2 separate regions of the Mus musculus genome follow, and region 1 is linked to region 2. Evidence: chromatin loops called from intact Hi-C (ENCODE). Cell type or tissue: heart. All regions are shown on one strand. Links, peaks and the distances in the headings refer to the core of each region. The heading gives the core; the rest is flanking DNA. Region 1 holds the start of 2700038G22Rik (RIKEN cDNA 2700038G22 gene). Region 2 has its middle 24 kb from the start of Fam126a.

Region 1 (2,917 bases), core at 189-2,688, 200 kb after region 2:
AATGTTTAGAAGCAAATAGTACTGCAGGTAATAGCAGTACTCTTCCTTTAAGAAAGTGAAACATTTTCTCTGATTTCAAAACCAGAAGCAGCGTCAGATGTGTCTCCTGAGCCTGAATGAGGAAGGGAAAAATAACTCCTTACCTTAGAAGGTGGCTCATGCTGCCCTTCACTCTCGAAGGGGCTCAACAGAACCCTAACCTCTAACGGAAAGAAAACTACAACACAGGGAACTTGTTTACAAGAGCCCACAAGCCTATTTTTCCTCTAAAATGTCCTTTACCAGGCACAGTGGCTTATGTCCATAAATGCCAATACTTAGGGTCCTAGAGCACAAATATTCTCTGGGCCAGTATGACAATCTGTCTCAATAATCTAATAATCTTTTAAAAAGATTTATTTCTTCTATATGAGTGCACTGTTGCTATCTCCAGACAACACCAGAGGAGGGCATCAGATCTCATTACAGATGGTTGTGAGCCACCATGTGGTTGCTGAGAATTTAACTCGGGAACTCTAGAAGAGCTGTCAGTACTCTTAACCACTGAGTCATCTCTCCAACCATGATATTTACTTTTAATTGGTGTCTCAATCAGTCACCTCTTAAACAGGGAGGACTCCTGGGTGCTCGCTAAACACCTATACCCGGTCTTAGGAATTCCAAATCACGATTCCTAAATCATTGCTTATAAGTCACCTTGCTTAAGTGCTAATCCAGTGGCTCAGATTTCTCCCAGGACCCAAAACCCAGACAGGCTGGGTCTGTGTCAGCAGTAGGGTAATCCAGGTCCTGTAGGCAGAGGTCCCTGCTGGACTCGGTTGCAGGTATCCGCCTGAATATACCCTCAAACCTTAAAACAAATGAGCACAAAACAAAAAGCCCAGCCTTTGTGCCAAGCAGCAATTAAAGGACACGTGCGGCGGCGAGGACGCGCCTGCGTGGGCGAAATCACCCCTGCCCTTGCTGACACTGGGATTATCCTGCCTCCTGCTACTTTCCGAGCTCTGATCTCATTCGCTTCCTAAATAGTCGATGTCCCCGTCATCGGAGTCCTGGGCGGGCGGGAAGCCCCGAGTGTGCCCAGGACCCGGGCTGTCCGGACGCCGCGCCTCCATCCGAGAGGGGACAAATCCGGGCAGCGCAAGGCTGATCGCCTGTCCCACACAGAAGGGACGCGTATGGGCAGGGACCCGCGCCACGGGCGAGCGCCGTGAAAATCGCCAAGACCACGTGGCGTGGTCCTGGGACTCGCAATGGGGAGAGTACTTACCAGGAGCGCGCCGCGGCGGAAGAGCTGGGCGCCAGGGCGGGACCGAGTTTAAAACCGACCGGACATTGAGCACCGGGGCTCAGCCAACCAGAGTGGCCCAGCGCCCCTCCTGCCCGCCCCTTCCCCCGTTCCCGCCTGACTCCAGCGCCGGCCCTCACGCGCCCCCTGGCGGCACCAGAGCCACTGGCCCCGCCCGCTTCCCCAAAAAGACTTAAACTATGTCTGTCTGTGATATTTGCATGTGCTCAAAATGCCAGACATAGGTGTCAGCTTCCCTGGAGCTGGACTCACAGACAGCTGTGAGCCTCCTAAATTGAATGCTGGGAACTAAATTCAGGTCCTCTACAAGAACAGAACACTGTTTAAGCGGCAAACCATCTCTCTAGCCATGTAAAAACAAAACGTAAACCAACCAAACAGACCAAAACATCCGCCATTAAATTCCTGCTACATCCTGCCACAAGTAAGCCACCTTTTATTTCTCCTTATAGCAACAGCCCTCAAAAGAGTTGCCTACTCTTTGTGTGCTCTTGGTATGTTAAGCGTCACAGGCCACTGAGGAACTGAAAAGTAAGACACCACCATGGTACCACTTACACACTTATCAAAACGCCTGCACCCCAGACCCCACTCATCCATTGCTTGTGGGAACGCAAGAGGAGAATTCAGAAGACAGTGGTGTAAGAAGGAACCAACTGAAGCCATTTGGAACAGGCCTTAACTCAAAGTTTAAGTTCCCAAGACCTCCCTGGGTAACTGACTTCCTGCTTGGTGAGTAGAAGCATGGATGCTAGGTGAGTGCACTTCAACATGAACGCTGCAGTTGAGTCCTGTAGGAACAGAGTAAGTGCACCACAAAGACGTGCTCTTAAGGAAGTCCCCTACCCCTAAGTCCTGATTGGTGGGATAACTTAGCACAGACGTTTATGGATTTCAAGCTTAAAAGCCCCGTACCATTCTGGCTTGGGGTTGCAGTTCAGTTCCTGAGTCTCTTCTATGGCCCTGATTGATCAGCAGCAGCCCGAGTGCAATACATCTTTGTCATCTGCTTAAATACTTACTAAGATGTTCGAAGACGCAGTCAGACGGAGTCTGTGCTGCTGTTCCTAACTGGTTGATTTTTGCTGCCTAATTCAAATAAAGATCTTGCTTTGGGGGGACTCTTGAACCTGCTCGGGTTGTTTTGGATTTTTAGACCCCAACACAAGAACATATCTATAGGCACCTTAAACTGTTTCTCTATTTGTTTCTCAGTATGTGTACGTGAGTGTCTTTGTGTTTGTGCTCGTGTTGCCCATGCACGTGGAGGTCACAGGTTGGTGTTTCTTTCCCTCAATTATTCTCCACATTATTTTTTGAGACAAGTTCTATCACTGGGCGTCACTGACTCAGCTAGACTCTTCACTAGTCCTCCCCGCCCTGCAGAGGTCTCTGCAGCCTGCATGGGCATCAGAGAGAGGAGCCTTGGGAGGTGAGGATACAAGGCAGGTCAGCTCCACAGGGCTCAGTGGTCAGCGCTGACAAAACTTTGGCAGTCAGACCTCAGTTATTTATTTTAGGTATACTTAAGCACAGCACAGTGTGGCCAAAACTATCCTTGTGATGGTTTGTTGCATTCGTCCTCGACCAGCCCGAACGACAAGACCA
Region 2 (2,917 bases), core at 316-2,815:
ATGAAGCCTATATATCCCTCATTTATCTTCAATGACTAATTCATTCAATCTTATTCCCTTTTTACTGGCTTACTATTTCTTTAACATCTCCTCCTTCTACTCATCTATTTTGCAGTAGAAATAGATATGATGTTACTTCATTTGAAAAAAATATGTACTTTCAAAAGGTAAATGTTCTAGACAAACAAAAATATTTGTCATAGTTGGCATCCTAGTTTCATTTACTTTATTGTTATAAAATACTCTGATCAAAAGAAGGCCACAAGTGATGGCTTATCTGTTTAGAGTACTTGCTGTTTCTCTGAAGGGCTTGGATTCAATTCCTAGCATCCACATAGTGGCTTACAACCAATCATAACTTCAGTATCAGAGATCCTAACACCCTCCCTGACCTTCTAGGTTACTAGGCATGAACTCGGTGTATATACATACACACAGGCAAAACACTCATGCATATGCAGTTCAGAACCCCTTGCCTAGGTGCCCCCTACAGTGGGCTGAGGTTTCCATATCAATTAACTTTGTTGAGACAGTCCCCCATAGACATGCCCACAGGCCAACTCAGTGTAGACAATCCCTCACTGAGACTCTCTTCCCAGCTGATTTCTGAATTATATCAAATTGAAAACTAAAGCTAGCCATCACAGCTGGGTATTAAAGTGTTTCTCCAGTGCCATTTAAACCTTGTTTCCCTTGCAGCAGAGTTTGGAAGTGGGCTTTTGGGAAATGACTGGCTAATGGAGGGTCTGACTTCATTATCGGCAAATTCACAATTTGATGGGAAGTGATAGAAATTAGGTAGAACCTTGTTGGACATAGGATGTTATTTAACGGTATGTCTTTAAAATATGTACTTTTACTGGTCCCTTCCTGTCTGTCTCTTTTCTGCTTTCTGGCTGTCCTGGGGAGTTCATGTTCCTTCTGTTTTAAGATTCTACCTCACTACAGATCTAGAAGCAACATGGGCTGAAACCTCTGAAACCTCTTACTAAATTAAAACACATCTTTCTCACTTAAGTTATCAGGTTATCTTGTCACTTCATTTCAACATTCTAACACAGTGACTAACTATAATACTATTATTGCAATAAAATAAATAGGCTATACATTTCTTAACATTTCATCCATATTCATATTTTACTTTCTTTATGTGTTATGTTTATGTGTTTCTTTATATGTTATTTATGTATATATGTATGTGCATGTGAGCATATGTTCATGTGTGTGCGTGGAGACCAAATGACAGCCTTAGGTGTCATTCCTCAGGGGCCATTGACCTTGTTTTTCAGACTGAGTGTCTCATTGGATGTAAACTCTAAGAAGGCCAGGCTGACTGAATATCAAACACCAGAAACCATTTGTCTCTGCTTCTCCAGCTCTTGGATTACAAGCATGTACCACTACACCTGGTTTTGTTTTTTACTGTGGATTCTAGGGTTTGAACTGAAGTCCGTGTGTCTGCAAGACACTTTACGTATGGATGGAGCTATCCACCCATCTCTTATACATTATTTTATTCAGTTTGTTGCTTGAATAAGGATGAGTAGAACCAATTTTCTTTCTGTTTTACTTTTGTTTGATGTTTAACTTACTTAAAAATCTTGTTTGGTTTATGTTGGACTATCTACACAGCAAATTAAGCTTGAGGGAACTAAGAAAACTGTAGCTGTATTTTGTGTGTTGGTAATTGTGTCTCTACATCCTCTGAAAGCCCTTTGGCTGTTAAGCATTTCTGATGTTGCAGTTATATTCTTTTTTTTAAATTTTCTTTATTTATTTATTATATGGTACACTGTAGCTGTTTTCAGATACCCCAGAAGAGGGCAGCAGATCTTTTTACGGATGGTTGTGAGCCACCATGTGGTTGCTAGGATTTGAACTCAGGACCTTCAGAAGAGCCGTTGGTTCTCTTAACCACCGAGCCATCTCTCCAGCCCAGTTATATTCTTTCTATTGTATTAGAAACCCAGAAATTGGCACACACATGCACTAGCAAAAGACCTGGAATTCATTATGATATAGTTTCCATATTTACATTGAGGTCTTGACCTCCTCCCTTTCTAAGAAAATCATGGGAAGAAATATCCTAGTAGAGAGAGATCTGTCCATCATAGTGTGGGGAAGGAAAAAGGACCACCTTCCTACATAAATATTCTGCACGTCTCATGAACATTCACAACAACGTCTTAAAAATCCACCACAAAGAACCAGAGGGCTACCGACTGCCCCCTTTGGGTGTACCTGCTGCGCTTTCTCTCTCCAGAGTGTATACCCTTTGCATTGCTAAGTAAACTCCACTTAGACTGTGTGTGTCTCTTAGCTGTGCTCTCTCCCTTGAGAAGACAGAAGGAGGAAAATGTTTCACTGGTAACATCTATAACTACACTCAGGGCCACAGGAGCTAGTAACCCTTCAGTAACAAATTGTAGATAAACTAACAAGTGACTATGCCACCAGGGCACTATGGCAGGAGTCAATCTCAATGCCATTTCATGAACATGTATGCAAAGGTTGCAGCATTTGAGCACCATGACTAAGCAGGTTTGTTCAGTATCCTTTGCTGACTGCTTACAAGCTAAAGGATCAAATGAATACAGAATTTGCATATAGACCTGAATAATTAGAATGCTACAGAATAAGAAATCTAAGTGTTGTACATATTTCGTTTAATATTTCCTATAACAGAAATACTTAGAGTACATATCTAGACTCTAGTCTGATGGTGTTGCAAGGCTTGAAGTGAGTGATGCTGCCTCAGGTCTTTCTCCTTCCTTCCAGCTCATGGTGGGTGACGCCCTTCTTTCCTTTTGTCTTTCCAGAGACCCTTAGCAGCTATGTTTCTGCTTTGCTCCACATCTTTAGTTTACTAAGTTAATTTTACCAAGAGCTCTGATACCCACACGTATGCAAATGCTTG

What was found. A loop is a pair of places that touch in the nucleus more often than their neighbours do. Peaks named below come from ENCODE experiments on the same cell type or tissue, not always from the same donor. Only the 100,000 strongest peaks of a DNase experiment are listed, where the experiment ranks them.
Region 1: a loop joins it to region 2, with 8 times the contacts of the local background. A loop is called at or near these places in 7 of 42 quality-filtered maps.

Annotation. Positions count from the first base shown.
Region 1 is chr5:23,848,975-23,851,891 of GRCm38, reverse strand. Gm42228 (a long non-coding RNA gene) reads left to right here. Exons shown (of 2, transcript XR_880875.3): 2 at 1,762-2,438. 2700038G22Rik (RIKEN cDNA 2700038G22 gene) reads right to left here and starts at 1,295. Exons shown (of 4, transcript NR_045042.1): 1 at 1,271-1,295. In heart, for the core only: CTCF peaks have their summits at 461 (motif pointing right), 1,227 and 1,460 (motif pointing left); a DNase peak (open chromatin) is centred at 1,311; H3K4me3 peaks cover 1,508 bases; H3K27ac peaks cover 1,197 bases.
Region 2 is chr5:24,053,540-24,056,456 of GRCm38, reverse strand. No RefSeq gene overlaps it. Among named protein-coding and RNA genes, the nearest start is that of Fam126a, 24 kb to the right of the region's middle. In heart, for the core only: a CTCF peak has its summit at 1,814 (motif pointing right); no DNase peak of the experiment used is centred there; H3K27ac peaks cover 198 bases.